Regions from separate parts of the Homo sapiens genome. Here region 1 is linked to region 2. A link is a loop called in an ENCODE intact Hi-C map of the cell type or tissue named here. Cell type or tissue: CD4-positive, alpha-beta T cell. All regions are shown on one strand.

What was found. Hi-C counts contacts between places; a loop is a spot of excess contacts. Peaks named below come from ENCODE experiments on the same cell type or tissue, not always from the same donor. Only the 100,000 strongest peaks of a DNase experiment are listed, where the experiment ranks them.
Region 1: it touches region 2 in a loop (6-fold over the local background); 4 of 110 quality-filtered maps call a loop at or near these places.

Annotation. Positions count from the first base shown.
Region 1 is chr12:70,573,788-70,581,787 of GRCh38, reverse strand. It overlaps PTPRB (protein tyrosine phosphatase receptor type B), which reads left to right. Exons shown (of 34, transcript NM_001109754.4): 10 at 486-752; 11 at 5,143-5,406. Among named protein-coding and RNA genes, the nearest start is that of PTPRB, 60 kb to the left of the region's middle. In CD4-positive, alpha-beta T cell, CTCF peaks have their summits at 4,401 and 4,604 (motif pointing right); a DNase peak (open chromatin) is centred at 4,587.
Region 2 is chr12:69,353,546-69,361,545 of GRCh38, reverse strand. LYZ (lysozyme) reads right to left here. Exons shown (of 4, transcript NM_000239.3): 4 at 7,312-8,000. YEATS4 (YEATS domain containing 4) reads right to left here and starts at 1,803. Exons shown (of 7, transcript NM_006530.4): 1 at 1,523-1,803. The coding sequence starts at 1,573. RefSeq lists a silencer at 1,269-1,428 and enhancers at 854-1,455, 1,709-1,898, 1,456-2,059. In CD4-positive, alpha-beta T cell, CTCF peaks have their summits at 3,690 and 3,890; DNase peaks (open chromatin) are centred at 1,315, 1,845 and 3,885; H3K4me3 peaks cover 1,570 bases; H3K27ac peaks cover 1,562 bases.

The DNA of each region.
Region 1 (8,000 bases), 1.2 Mb before region 2:
GTATAATAACAGCCCCTTTAAGAATGTGCCAGTATAGAACTAATCAGTTTGCTAGACCATAATCAACAGACTGAAGGGAATTCCCAATACCACCCCATAACAATCATTGGCTCAGGTAGATTAGATAGCTTTGAATTCTCATGGGGTAAGGACAGATAAAATCACATTAACTAAGCAGTTTTCAAAAATAGCAGCCTTCATTATCTAAAATTTAAAATCAAAACCACTTAATAAGCATGCATCATCTCATCTTTGGATCTTAAATAATTTTGATTCCCTATATAAGCAGCTTTTTCAAAGTACTAGAGCCTCTCTAGAGGAGTAGTTCTCCATATGCCACAGGAAATAGAACTGAGAGTCTATAGCAACAACACAAAAATTATTTTTAGTACTTTCAAGTCTGTCTCCATTTTTTGACTCATTTTTCTTACACTTTCTTAAGGTGACTAAGTGTCATTTGTTTTTTCTTCTGTCTACTGTTTTAGTGCCTGCCCAAGTGACTGACTTGCATGTGGCCAACCAAGGAATGACCAGTAGTCTGTTTACTAACTGGACCCAGGCACAAGGAGACGTAGAATTTTACCAAGTCTTACTGATCCATGAAAATGTGGTCATTAAAAATGAAAGCATCTCCAGTGAGACCAGCAGATACAGCTTCCACTCTCTCAAGTCCGGCAGCCTGTACTCCGTGGTGGTAACAACAGTGAGTGGAGGGATCTCTTCCCGACAAGTGGTTGTGGAGGGAAGAACAGGTAAGAAGTAGAGATATGTGTCTGTGACTTAACTAAGATCTGAGTACATGAGACCCCTAATCAGAATATTATAGAAATATCCTAAAATCAGACTCATCCCTGGCCTTTACAAAAGCTAAGTTTCACAAAAGCTAGCCATCCAGAAGGTATATGGAATGGAAATTGGGCGATGGGTGATGGCAAGAGAGAATAAATTCTGATTTTTTTTTTTTTTTTTGAGACGGAATTTCGCTCTGGTTGCTCAGGCTGGAGTGCGATGGCGTGATCTCGGCTCACCGCAACCTCCGCCTCCTGGGTTCAGCAATTCTCCTGCCTCAGTCTCCCGAGTAGCTGGGATTACAGGCGTGTGCCACCACGCCCTGCTAACTTTGTATTTTTAGTAGAGACAGGGTTTCTCCACGTTGGTCAGGCTGCTCTCGAACTCCTGACCTCAGGTGATCCACCCGCCTCGGCCTCCCAAAGTTCTGGGATTACAGGCGTGAGCCACCACTCCTGGCTGAATATTTTAACATCTCCAATGAACATGTAAGAACTCCTCACTCGATGTCTAGACTTATCCCCCTATTCAGTTGATTTCCTTTGAAATGTTTATGTTCCAGTTAAGGTAAACAATAATGGATAAAAAACAAAACAAACCTCCCAAAGAAAGCATCTTTCACTCTTATATATTCTTGGTTTGCAAGACATAAAAAGAAAATGATCTCCAATTAATATGGTTAGAGGTGGAGTTGATCTAATTTTCAGGTCTCATATATTTTCATAAGCAACGTTAAACAAGTGCTTAATATGCTATCTAAACAATTTTTCTTGACCTTAATAGCTCCCTGTTAGAAAGCTAAGTAAACAAATAAGTGTCATTATGGTCATGTATGTCAGGGAGCCATGGCACCGAGGAAGAAATTACATAGAATTTTCTATGTAATACAATGAAAGAACATAAAAAATTAATATATATGATATATAAAATGTATGTTCATTTCTTAGAAAAAAATTACATAAACCCAATAGAAGCTTTGATAATTATTAGTGGGACCTTGTCTACTTAATTTTATATAATTATTTTAAGTTGGATTTCAGGCTTCTCCTTCTGCATCCTCAACACTCAAATTCTGTTTATCAGCTGCAGGCATCATAGATGCATCTCTTTCCAAAATCATGAATCTCATCTACTTAATGAACCCAGAGGACATTAACTTCATTAACTCTCCCAGAAGAACAATGAAGTCACTGAGAAGATGTTTCATAGTCTTGGTAGAAATTCACTGGTGTATGCCCATTTCCCTCATTCTATGACAGCTGACATTGTCACTTGCATGTTTCTTTTTTTTTTTTTTTTTTTTGAGATGGAGTCTCATTTTGTCGCCAGGCTGGAGTGCAGTGGCACGATCTTGGCTCACTGCAACCTCCGACTCCCTGGTTCAAGCGATTCTCCTGTCTCAGTCTCCCGAGTAGCTGGGATTACAGGCACGCACCACCACGCCCAGCTAATTTTTGTACTTTTAGTAGAAACAGGGTTTCAGCTTGTTGGCCAGGATGGTCTCGATCTCCTGACCTCGTGATCTGCCTGCCTCGGCCTCCCAAAGGGCTGGGATCACAGGTGTGAGCCACTGCGCCCGGCCTGTCACCTGCATCTTTCTCCCTGATATTTTCTTTCCTTTCTTTTAATGGTTCTTGGCACCATCCATTGGTGTAGCATACTTGGGGGTAGGTAGCTGAAAAGCTTAGCATGGAAATCAGGAGGCCTAGGTTTTGGTCCTAGCTCTGCCATTAACTTATTTCCCTAAGCTTCTGTGTTTTAATCCACACACAATAATTCACTCCTACCCTGGGTGTCAGAATAGGGAAGGAGAAATAATAAAGCTGAGGAGAGGAGTGGAGGACGACCTTGCATTCATTTCCCAGTGATTTGCAGTTGTATCAGTCACATTAGACTGATTTAATTCATGCTTAGACACTGTATAATGTGGGTGTTCATGATTGGATGCCTCTATTGGTTGGGATACAGTCTCCTACTATCAGTGGCTCTTCTTTGCTGTAGGTCCTCAGAGCTCTCCCCATTTCTCCAGAGAATGGAGGTTGGGGAGGGGTACAACTCATCAGACTTGGGAGTAGGCATTTCACTTCCACCCACATTCCACTGGCCAGAACTCAGTTACATGGCTACATCTGACTGCCTGGGAGCCTGAGAAATGCAGTCTAGCTGTGTGTCAAGAGGAAAAGGAAATGGTCGGGGAACCATATTCTGCCACACAGGTTGATTCTCATTTTATATACCACAAGGATTGTCCAACTTATTGTGAGCTACTAAAATAGTCTAGTCTGTGCTATCTCTTGAAATAACTGTGTACTTTAAGTAAGTGGGACTTAAAATTATTTTTATTTTTTAATTTATATTTTTATTTATATTTTAATTAGAATAAAGGTACAAGTATTTGACCCATATTATATAATAGAAGCATTCAAAAAAGGGAAAAAGGGACAAGAAATTATTTGAAGAATGGTCATAAAGTTTTGAGGAGAGAATCAAATATGAATAAATTGAGCACGAGTTATTTTACTCAAACATATGAAGAGTGCACATTATCACGATAAAGGGGAAAATGGGAGACTCCTGTAAAGCACAATAATAGGGATTTTGAAAGGTGCCTCTTTTAGTAAATTTTGTACACAGTCAATTGTAAAGAATTCAGTGGGTAAGGCCTTGATAATCCTTATCATCTCCTCAAATTGCTGAAACATTAGTCAATATTGAAATAATTTTGAAAGGTATTCTTATATTTCACCTGTTTCCACTGAGTTGAAACATATAAATAAACCCTCCCAGCCCAGATAAGATGGCAGAATATTTAAAATTAAAGATATTAGATATACTTAACAAATCTAATTCTAATCTGGGAAAATGCTCATCCTAAAGCAAAAACAAATTTTGTATCTATTTTTTCTTAAACATGTGAATCATATTTCTGTGAAAACTTTTGATAATTGTGTCTTTTCTAATAAAATGTTAGTAGTTGCAAATATTTCCAGCAGTTTTTAAAAACAAGCATAATGAGTTGCTTTTGAGAGCAACTAAAGGATGTATAGATGGTTGGATGGCAGAAGAAAGGAAGGAAAGAAAGCAAAAAGGAAGAAAAGAAGGAAAGAAAAGGAAGGAAGAGATGTACCAATATATAAATCTTCTGGCTAAAAAGTTCAACTTTATATCTAGGAAATGTCCATATATGTGGATCAACATTACCAGAGTTGTTCACTAGAATGCAGTTTATAATTTTTAGTGATGGATAAGTGCTTTTAAGTATAAGGTATGCTTTGGGGCTTAATTCACAAAGTCCGAACATATTACATTAGAAGGATTCTCAGAAGTCATCTAGCCAAATCCTGTCCATTATAAGTGATGTACTGATATTGACAATCATATGAAACTGTTAAGTTAATCAACTAATGATTAAAACAGTAGTGTAGTTCATATATACTGTAATATTTTAACCCTATATTCATTTATGGCAGTACTATTTAATGGGCACCTATTTCTGATATGTGGTTCAACTTTTACTCAATACTGCAATTACTAATTTGCTGACTATACCTCCAACCAGAGAACTTCTTGAAGACATTCATGCGTTTTTCATTTTTGTATACCTGGCAAATAGTAGGTTCTCAGTAAACGTTTGTGACACTAATCCCCAATTCATATAAGCAAATGATTATAGTTGACATCAGAAAACCCATTATCGCCATAACAGTTCTCTCTGCCCTTGGTTGGTCCAGCTTCCAGACTTCTTACTTCCAAGATAGGTTTTTAGGCTTATTTCTTACCACTAGAGGGCAGGAAATGCCTTGCAAAGGGAAAACGGTCCCTCTGGTTGTGTTAGCTATTACTTCCCAGGAATGAATAACTTCATCACAAAAAAATTGAAGCTATCCCAGTTTAAGGTCTTTAGAAAAGCTATCGTATTCTTCCCCTTTCCACTCAAACATTTTTGCTTTATTGGTAAGTTTGGTTCAAGTTGATTCATTTAGATTGTTGAAATATTTGTTCCCTTTCTTACAGGGAACCTTCTAAAACATTGTATAAGGATGTCTCCACTTGAAATGCTTTACAAACAGCAACCCCATAAAAATGCAGTAGTGGCATCCTTGTATTTACGAGGCATCCCAAAGGCCTCCGGACATTTTTATTTTGATTAGTTTTCTGATGTAAGAACACTCAGCTTCTGGAAGCTGAGTGAAATCCTCACGCTTCCTTGACCTCTTATATAATCAGATTAGATCTCCTGAGTGAGTCCACGGTTTGTGCTGACTGCAATAGACGACTCAAACTTTTGACTGTGTCTTTCTTTTTGAATCCCCCTTCCCCCCCCCCCCCGCCCCCCACCTTTCAAAATCACAGTCCCTTCCAGTGTGAGTGGAGTAACGGTGAACAATTCCGGTCGTAATGACTACCTCAGCGTTTCCTGGCTGCTGGCGCCCGGAGATGTGGATAACTATGAGGTAACATTGTCTCATGACGGCAAGGTGGTTCAGTCCCTTGTCATTGCCAAGTCTGTCAGAGAATGTTCCTTCAGCTCCCTCACCCCAGGCCGCCTCTACACCGTGACCATAACTACAAGGAGTGGCAAGTATGAAAATCACTCCTTCAGCCAAGAGCGGACAGGTAAGGCTGTATGAAGGTTCAGGGCTCCGTAAGAACCAATTCACATGTGGCTCAGGGCACCACAGAGCTGTAGCAATTCTGTAATGATGGGATGAAAGGCCCTTGAGATCACAAAACTGTTATGAAGTCTTCGTATTTTAACCCAAGAAACTCCTTATGTGAGCAGACCCTGTGTGACTAGAATTTATATTATATTCAAATAGTGAAAAAAGTGTTCCCGTTTATGGAGTACTTTTTGGTTGCTAGGGCCTGGCTTTATATATCTTAACTATAACTAACCCTTATGAACTCCTTATTGAGGTAGTCATTGTTATTATTCCCATTTTACAGATCAGGAAACCAAGGTTCAGGGAGGTCAAGTAACTCGCCCAACTGTTTACCTTGTTAAACAGCCAGTGTGTTTCAGATCCTGGTTTTAAACCCAGTTCTGAATGACTCCAGTGCCTACAAAGCTCTCCATCCTAAAATCCATCCTGAAATGTCTGTTGGTCAAAACCACTATTCATCCTTTTTCACACAAGGTGAAAATGTGAACCTTTATGGTTCTGGGACTAGGGAGCAAAAATCTTAGCAAAGGAAATGAATGTTCAGTCCAATGTGCTGGAAAGAATTAAATTTAAATAGCTACCATTTTCCCAATATATTTATGCTTTCTGGGGTTTATACCTGAGATTTCTGCTTAAGGTTGGCATCAATACATTGTCAAATGTTTCCTACTAAGCTATGGGTTGATTTCTGTATTTTAAAATGTCAGTTTTTCCATGAGGTTCTGAGACAATTGTCCTTATCCTGTTACCTAGCGCAGGACCTGGGGCTTAGTAGGCACTCAGTAAATACTTGGCAAAGGAATAATCAGAAATCACTTAGATCAGGGGTCCCACCTGGGAGTCCATGGTTCATGGGAGACTTTAGGAATGTAGTAACCCCTGAAATTGTTTATGAGGTTGCTGGGGATAGGAAAGGTATATGCATTTCTTTGAGAAGAAACAGTCCATGGCTTTTATCAGATTCTTATGGTTTCTGTGACCTCCAAAAAGCTAAGAACCTCTGATTTATATTGTTACAGGATGCTGACATTGAAGGGGTCCTTAGAATGATCTAATCCTGTTTCCTCATTTGGATATAAAGGAAGTCCCAGAGAAGGAGTGTGGCTTCTCCAGGGTTGCAGGGCTGACTGGTAGTGGAGTTCAGTCTAGCTCCAGTGCTGTCCATTCCATCATGCTGTATCCGAGAGCACTAGTCAGGGATATAAAGAGATTATCCCTACCCTTGAATAATTTGAAGCCCAATTACACTGACAATCACAATAATGACTTAGATCTGAAAAGCAGATTTCTATTTACAAAGCAGTCTTATGTCAGGGTCTCATATTGATCAACTTGGAGCCTAAAAATCACCAGAAATTAAAGGATGTGTTACCTAACTACCAACCCCTTGCTTCCTACCAATGTCAATTCATGATGATTTCCTATCCGTATGACTTTAATATTGCCAAGTCTTTTGCTGAGATTGTTTTAAAATGCAAGAAAGTGATTCTTTATTCAGTGCATCCTCTTGACTCCTTGACCGGCATGAACTTGGACTTGGTACACGACTAATGGAGGCAAATCATTGCCCCTGACAAATCAGTTTAACTGGAGGGTCATGTCTGAGTTGTTCTCTTGATGATTTTGGCTGATTATCTTAATGCCCTTTTCCATTTCTGATGCTCTTGTTCTACATTTTGGGTGAAAATACCAATATTTCTAATTCTGTATCACATCATCTCACTGTGTAGCAAGGCAGGTCTCCACAAATTACCCCGTTCCACCTGGAGAGCTCCTTATTGACTTAACGTGATATTCAGCCAGGTTTTTCTTCCTGTAATAGTTGCTTTGCCTTTAGCAAATTGCCTGGATCATTGACCTTTCTTAGCCCATGCATAAAATGCCACTTCATAATTTCCTCTCCTTAACTCTGTGATGACTGTATTCTAACAACACTGTAATTGGTTTTAGGTAAATATCTTGGAGAAAGCATATCTGTCCTTGCTCCATATCTGTGGTGAGCTATATTCCAAACACTAATCAGTAAACACAAGGCAACAAAGGATGCTAATGCAACTTGCAGGTGTGAGAAAATGGAGCTTCCATGCCAAAATACTGAAATTTCTGGATCATTTCATGATTTGAGAAAAAGTAGAGGTGAAAAATTGGACACAGCCTTGGCATGTGGTCAGATCAGAAACCCCTAATATATACCAAATACAGAGGACATGCTAGTATTAGGACAAGAGTTTAGTACCCTGGATCCGAGTTCATGCCTCTTTTCAATGCTCCTCCTCATTAATATGTATAATGTCCAGTTACCGTGAAATAGTAATGAATCTGTGGCCTACTGTTGAATTAAAATTCAGCCCCAAATGGAAAAATGAAATCTCCTTAATATCATGCTCTAAATACAGAATTGCCTTATTCCACAGTGTTCCTAAGTAACATGCATATATTTATTTACTGGTTGGGGAGGGGACCACAGATATACAGAATGGTTTCGTTCATATATTAGAAAGAACCTCACATGCACAAAATTGTATTAATCATAATTCTTGGTTCAAG
Region 2 (8,000 bases):
GCCGAGGCGGGCAGATCACCCGAGGTCGGGAGTTCGAGACCAGCCTGACCAACACGGAGAAGCCCCCGTCTCTACTAAAAATACAAAATTAGCTGGGCATGGTGGCGCATGCCTGTAATTCCAGCTATTCAGGAGGCTGAGGCAGGAGAATCGCTTGGAGGCAGGAGAATCGCTTGAATCCAGGAGGTGGAGGTTGCGGAGAGCCGAGATTGCGCTAGTGCACTCCAGCCTGGGCAACAAGAGCAAAACTCCGTCTCAAAAAAAAACAAAACAAAACACACACACACACACACACACACACACATAAGTATTTTAAAACCTACTAATTATTGCTATTTTTTTTTTAAAGAAACATTGTCTTGCTCTGTCGCCCAGGCTAGAGTGCAGTGGCACGATCTCAGCTCACTGCAACTTCCGCCTCTCGGGTTCAAGCGATTTTCCTGCCTCAGCCCCTCTAGTAGCTGGGATTACAGGTGCCCGCCACCACGCCCGGCTAATTTTTGTATATTTAGTAGAGACGGGGTTTCACCATGTTGACCAGCCTGGTCTTGAACTTCTGATCTCAGGTGATCCACCCTCCTCGGCCTTCCAAAGTGCTGGGATTACAGGCGTGAGCCACCTTGCCCGGCCCTGCACGTTAATTTTTAAGGCAGGACCCACTGGCTCCTGATAAAAACAACTATTTGTACCCCTTCTGATTTTTATTTATAAAGGAAAGGAAATTTTTCTTTAAAAAGAATGAACCACGGCTGGGCGCGGTGGCTCACGCCTGTAATCCCAGCACTTTGGGAGGCCGAGGTTGCAGTGAGCCGAGATCGTGCCATTGCGCTCCAGCCTGGGCAACAAGACAGACACTTCGTCTCAAAAAAAAAAAAAAATTAACGTGCCAGGGGCTGTGTGAGGGAAATAAATATTACAATGTCAAACATTACGCTAGGGTCTATGGTAATTTCATCAAAAACAAAAGAAGTTGACATTTACTGAATGTTCCCCATGTGCCAGGCACAGTGTTATGCTCTTGCTTTGAGGCTTTGTGAACACCATGAACTCCAGCAAATTTTCTTAGCTTTCGTATGCCTCGGTGTCTCAGTTACCGCACTTGGAAATACTGCGGGTAAGCGCTCAGCGACTGTTTGCTACAGTTATTGTTATCCTCACACCAGGAGGGTGGCGTCACCGCTTCACCAATAACCTAGATTGGCAGCGAATGTGCACCAAGCTGAGCTTTCCCAGCCCTCGGAGTCGCCCGTTTCCTTGGCAGCCACGTCCGGGTTTCCCCAAGCCACCATTTATCTGTTTGTTTTTTGGCGGGGGTGGGAGTTGGCAGTGACGCGAGGAAGTTGGGGCCCAATGAACGCCGGTTTTTCGCTCAATGGCTCTGACTCGCTCTCCAACCTGAAACCACGGTTCAAACCCGAGGAGAAAAGGCGCGAAAGGAAACCCAGTGGGCCCTCCCCGCGCCGCGCAGGGAGGAACCGAGGCGGGAGAGCCACCCCGGAAGAGGGGCGGTCCGGGCACTGACCTTTACTCTCCCGCCGGAGTCAGGCCCAAATTCGGCCATTCTCTTGAACATATTGTCCCACGGAAGAAGCCGCCGCCGCCAGGGAAAGAGACCGGGGCTGGCGGGGTCGCCGCTCCCCTCAGAGACCGCGCTCCTGTCGCGCGGGCCCAGGCGGAGGGTTTCTAGCCGAAGGAGGGCGAGTTACTTGGGCTCACGGCGGTGAGTAACCGTCAACTCCTCAGGCCGACTGTGCTCCTGAAGGCCATTCAGGCCCGCGCAGGTGGAGAACGCCGCGAAAAGAGGGGCGACGGCCGCACCGCGCGCAGGCGCAACGGGCTCGCGTATGCGCACGCAGTGTACACTGCGCACGCGCCTGGCGGCTGCAGTCACATCACAGGACCAGTGCAGGAGTTCCAAACCAAAAAAAAAATGAAAGGCAGGAAATAATAAATGACTTCAAAAAGTTGTCCAGATGTTAAGGAGATGAGTTTCCACACTGAAAGATCCTACTAAGCACCCAGCACAAATATTAAAGCATCCACGTCAAGGCATATCATTGTGAATTTTCTGAACATCGAGGAAAAAGAGATCCCACACCCTTCCAGGTTATACAGACTATAGAATCAGAGTGGCTTCAGATTGCTCAGTTAGAATCTAGGAAGCCATACGGCACTGTCTTCAAAACTCTGAGGGAAAATTACTTCCGATTTAGTCTTCAATACTCATCCAACTACCAATCTAGTGTGTGAATAGAATAGAGTTTCAGATGTGCTAAATCACTACACACAAAAAATAGTACCTATCTTACCTTTCTCAGTACCTCCAGGAAGATCCTGTAGATCTGATCCACCAAAATGAGGGAATAAGCCAAGAAGGAGGAAATTATGAAATGCAGGAAATACAATAAATAACAAACACAGAAAATAGTAAGATCCCAAGATGATACTGAAAGAGCTCCGGGAACAATAGCTGTGTATAGGCATAGACGGCAACGCATCTAGATTAGATTCGGTCAGAAATCTTTGGGAGACACTGCTTCAGAAGGATGGGATTGACAAAATTCCAGCTGGCGTTGAATCAAGAGGAGATTTGACCGAGAGTTTGGAGTTTAACTCATGACAGGTACACAGAAAACTAAGCGGCTGTAAGAATTATGCAGCTATTAATTCTAGGGAAAACAAAATCTTGTGCAAGAAAGGAAAGTAATTGTATTTATTGTTACATAAATACTGAGTATTGGCCGGGCGCGGTGGCTCACGCCTGTAATCCCAGCACTTTGGGAGGCCAAGGTGGGCGGATCACGAGGTCAGGAGATCGAGACCATCCTGGCTAACACGGTGAAAACCCGTCTCTACTAAAAATACAAAAAAATTAGCCGAGCGTGGTGGTGGGCGCCTGTAGTCCCAGCTGCTTGGGAGGCTGAGGCAGAAGAATGGCGTGAACCCGGGAGGCGGAGCTTGCCTTGAGCCGAGATCGCACCACTGCACTCCAGCCTGGGTGACAGAGCAAGACTCCGTCTCAAAAAAAAAAAAAAAACAAAACAAAAAAAAACTGAGTATTGATCCCCCCTCCCCCTCAAAAAAAGAATTACATTTAGAAGGATGGGCTTTGGAGAAGGGTACTATGCTTGATGGGGATGGAGGAGGAGGAAATAGAGCTTAATCTTTAACTTCCATAGTAGGAAGTCAGTATCTTAAAATGGAAAAATCAAGAAGAAGCAATATAGGTGTAATATTGAAAAGCATGGAGATAAATATTTTAAAAAATAAGCTAAAAGAGTAGAAAATACTGCTGATTGTAATTTTTAGTAATTCCACTTAACAACTGTAAAGAAAATACTTTTTAAAAGACTTCACTAAATAGAAGTGCAAGGGATGTGCTCAGGGCTTAGTTATATTAGTGCCACATGAAGAGCTCAATTGTCATATGGATGTCACTGCATTTCAACCAAGATAGGAACTGAGTTTCTTTGAAAATGATCAAACATTGATATTGATTTTTATTCTGTTGCCAGAATAAGAGTAGAAATTTGGTTTGGGGGCGTAATTATATTTAAAACAATTGGTATGACTAAGAAATATTTATCAAAAACTAAAGCAAAATCTCCAACAAACATTGCTTTCCCTCTTCAGTCTACTTTGTCTAATCTCTGGCAGTTTCCTCAATCAGCCTGTGTTGTTGGGTTATCCTGGCACTTCTTGGACATGTCCTATCTCTGTTTCTCAGCTGTCACTCTTCAACTCTCTCTCCGCTACCTTGACTCATCCTTTGTACACCTCAGGGTATCTCGATATGCATAAACTCATTCGTTTTTAGTTTAATCACGTCAGAATGGTCCAAGAATTTTGAAGCCAAAGGTTGCACCTATGTAGTGGCCCTCTGCTGCCCTCACATGGCTAGTCTATGTGCTGCATTTACATAGCCAAGAAGTGGCTTGGAACCCCGCAAGCGGTTGTACTGGAATCATGTGGCCTTGAAGAGTTAATTAAAAAAAAAAAAAAAAAAAAAAAAAGGCTGGGCGCGGTGGCTCGCGCCTGTAATCCCAGCACTTTGGGAGGCCAAGGCGGGCGGATTACGAGGTCAGGAGATCGATCTCCTGACATGGTGAAACCCCCTCTCTACTAAAAATACAAAAATGAGCTAGGCGTGGTGGCGAGTACCTGTAGTCCCAACTACTCGGGAGGCTGAGGCAGGAGAATCGCTTGAACCCAGGAGGCGGACGTTGCAGTGAGCTGAGATCGCGCCACTGCAGTCCAGCCTGGGTGACAGAGCGAGACTCCGTCTCAAAAACAAAAAGCTTAGAATGTTCAGTTTGGAGGGAACATACTAAATAATCAGCAAGAGATTTATTCGATCAACTGATATTGATTGAGCATGTACCATGTTCCAGTCACTCTTCTAGGTGTTTAGAATACAGAAGTGGAATGAGTGAAAAATTTCTATTCTTCCTATCAGGACAGTGGTTCAGCATATTATAAAATCAGAGATGTATCATGGTAAGGAGGGTGTCCAGGTGTTGGGGAAGGAAGCAACCCACTGAGGGATGTCAGAGCCTGAGTGGAGAGCACTTGGGCAGAGTTGGGGAATTGGTTACATACAGGCAAACCCATCAAATACGTAAATGTACTAAGGATACATTTTAAGGATAATGAGTATAATGGATGCTAAGTTACTTACTGTCAGAGAAGAGAGTTAAAACATGCGAAAGAAGAAAACTAGAGTGAATCCTGTGGTGTGAGATTAGAATTGGAGATATTGGTGTGGATTCATGATTTTCAATATAAATAGATAGATATAGAGATAAATATAGTGTAAATACATATATCTTCCAGCTCTGTTCACTGATAGGGCCTGGAAACAGTGATACCCTAGTGCCCAGATCCTGTTTTTTTAATACTATTATGCACTTTGAGGAATCAGGGCTCCTTGGAGAAATGCCTTTTCCATTTTTGGAAGCAAGGAAGGAACAAGGTGAGCCTTAGAATATCTTGTGCCAGAAAACAAGAAAGTGCTTGAAGAATGATGGAAATATGTCGAAATGGCACAGAAGACAACTTGCAGGGGCTCACTGGCCAAATCGAGGACAGTGTGAACATCAAAATAAATAATAGTAATGGACTATAACTCCTTATGATTTGAATAAAATAGAAGCCATGGGTCCATACTGATATAATAAATAAATGCATGACCAGGCACGGTGGTTCACACCTGTAATCCAGCACCTGGGAGGCCAAGGCAGGCAGATTGCTTGAGCTCAGGAGTTCCAGACAAGCCTGGGCAACATGGCAAAACCCCATCTCTACTAAAAATACAAAAATTAGCCAGGCATGGTAACGCGTGCGAGTAGTCCCAGCTACTCAGGAGGCTGACGCGGGAGGATTGCATAAGCCTGGGAGGCAGAGGTTGCAGTGAGCTGAGATCGCGCCACTGCACTCCAGCCTAGGCGACAGAGTGAAATCCTGCCTCTAAATAAATAAACAAACAAACTGAAAATTTGATGAGCAGTAGTCTCAAGGCACCTCCTCCCCAAATACTTTACAGTGAAGATGGCTTGCAGGCCTCACCTTAATCAAGTGATCCAAGTGAACATCATCAATAATGGGGCAAATCAAAACTGCAAAAACTGAATGCCACCTGAAAGGATGCAGTGAGAACATCACTTCTGTGGTATTCCTACCAAAGATGCATAACTTAATGGAATCGAGAGAACACCAGAAAAACCTTAGGTACATTCTATAACATAACTAGTCTGTGGTCTTCAAAAGTGGCAAGGTCATAAAAAGTCCAGAAAGAAACAACTGAGGAAATAATCCAGATTCAAAGAGACTTAAAAAACATGACAACCAAATACAATATGATTCTGAATTAGATGCTTTTGTTATGAAGGTCTTATTGGGACAATCGATGAAATTGAGTGGAATCTGATGACTAGGTGGTAGTAATGTATCAGTGTTAATTTCCTAATTTGGATAATTGTTTTGAGGTTTTATGCAGGAGAATGTCTTTATAGGAATTACACACTGATGTAATCAGGGCCATTGGGTATCATGTTGGCTATTTACTCTCAAAACAGTTCTGAAAAATAAAAGATCTTTGTACAGTACTTTTATATTTTTTAAAAGATTGAGTTTATTTCAATGTTTTTTTAAAAAGTGGAAAAACCTCTGTCATTTTGGAAGTTATATTTTGGTGAGAAGAGACAAATAAGTAAAATATGTAGTATATAAAATTATTATAGACTTGAGCCCTGAGGCACTCTCACATTTAGAAATTAAATAGCAGAGAAAGAGTGAGCAAGAAGGACTGAGAAAGAACAGTCAGTGAGGTAGGATGTAAATAAGGAAAAGCCAAGGGATTAAAAAACTGCTAAAAGTATGAAGCGGTTCACTTTGTCAAATGCTGCTGAGATGAACAAGATGATCACTGGAATTAGCACTGAGGAATCATGGGAGAAATCCTGGAGGAGCAGTTTCAGCTGGGTGAGGATAGAAGCCAGATTAGAGAGGGTTGAAAAGACACTGGGAGGTGAGGTCATGGAGTTGGTAAGTACAGACATACTTCCCCAGAAGTCTTGCTGTAAAGGGAGCAGAGAATGGAGTTGCAGTTGGAGGATTATGTAGGGTCAGTGGAGTATTTGTTGTAAGATGGAAGGTTACTAGGGCAGACTGTAGAATGATGGAGGTGATCCAGCTAAAAGGGACAAACTAGGGATGCAGGAAACAGCCTGACTTGGAGTAGTGAGAGGGATGGGAGGGAAACTGCATGTGGAGTCAGTGCTGTTGGCAGGAGCAGAGGCTCTTCATCCTGATAATAGGAGGGAAGGAAGGAAGGATGGGCCTGTGGGAAGGTATGACTGCTGCTTTGGGATGTAGAAGGGAAAGCTTGGTATGAAGTTGCTTTTGTTTTAGAAGTGTAATATGAGGCCAGGTTATCTGCTGAGAGCAGAGGAGGGTGGAGGATAAGGGGGCAGAGGAGGAGGCTGAATGTGTGTCTTGAGGCTTTGAAGAGAGAAGAGGAAAAGTAAAATAGTAACAGTCATTTTGGAGACTAGGGACATAAAAATGGAAGGATTGTAGAGAAGTAACTAAAATGGTCAGGCAGACTTGAGGGCTCATTTGAGATTTATGGTTATGAATTTAAAGTGAGACCTGTCAGCATGCTTGTGAATTTTTCTCCAGCAATATCTGACTATTTAAGTGAGGTAAGTGACGATATAAGAGATATTAAGAGCACCAAATCATATTTTTTCAAATATCTGTATTCTTTTCTTCAGAGACACTATAGGAGTCTAAATAAAAACAGACAAGGCATGTGTTGCAAAGCCTTTAATTAGAATGTTTGTATTTTTTACATCATGCATAACTTCACATTTGTGATTAATTAGTAATTATTTCAATACTTGTAAGCTCATCTGCCTCAGATTTAATCATAATACATGAATTAAATTAATCAAATTAAGGAACAGCAATTTAGAAAGAAACACACTTTAAGAAATCAAAATTCTCAATTCAGGCAGTCTGTTTCTATCATTTGGTATTCTACTCCTTTAAAAATTTCATATTGCCCAACAAAAAGTGGTTATTTTTACTGTTTTTGGAGATGACTGAACAGATGAAGGCATCAGATGCCTTCATCAGCTGGTATTTTGCCTAAGATCTATTTAAGATAACCTTTTCTTATATTTTTTACTTAATATTGGGCATAATCGTATCATTCAAGATTAAGTCTGGGTTATTTCTTTGATAAGAACTGAATGTGGCCGGGCGCAGTGGCTCACGCCTGTAATCCCAGCACTTTGGGAGGCCGAGGTGGGTGGATCACAAGGTCAGGAGATCGAGACCATCCTGGCTAACACGGTGAAACCCTGTCTCTACTAAAAATACAAAAAATTAGCCGGGCGTGGTGGCGGGCGCCCGTAATCCCAGCTACTCGGGAGGCTGAGGCAGGAGAATGGCGTGAACCCGGGAGGTGGAGGTTGCAGTGAGCCGAGATTGCGCCA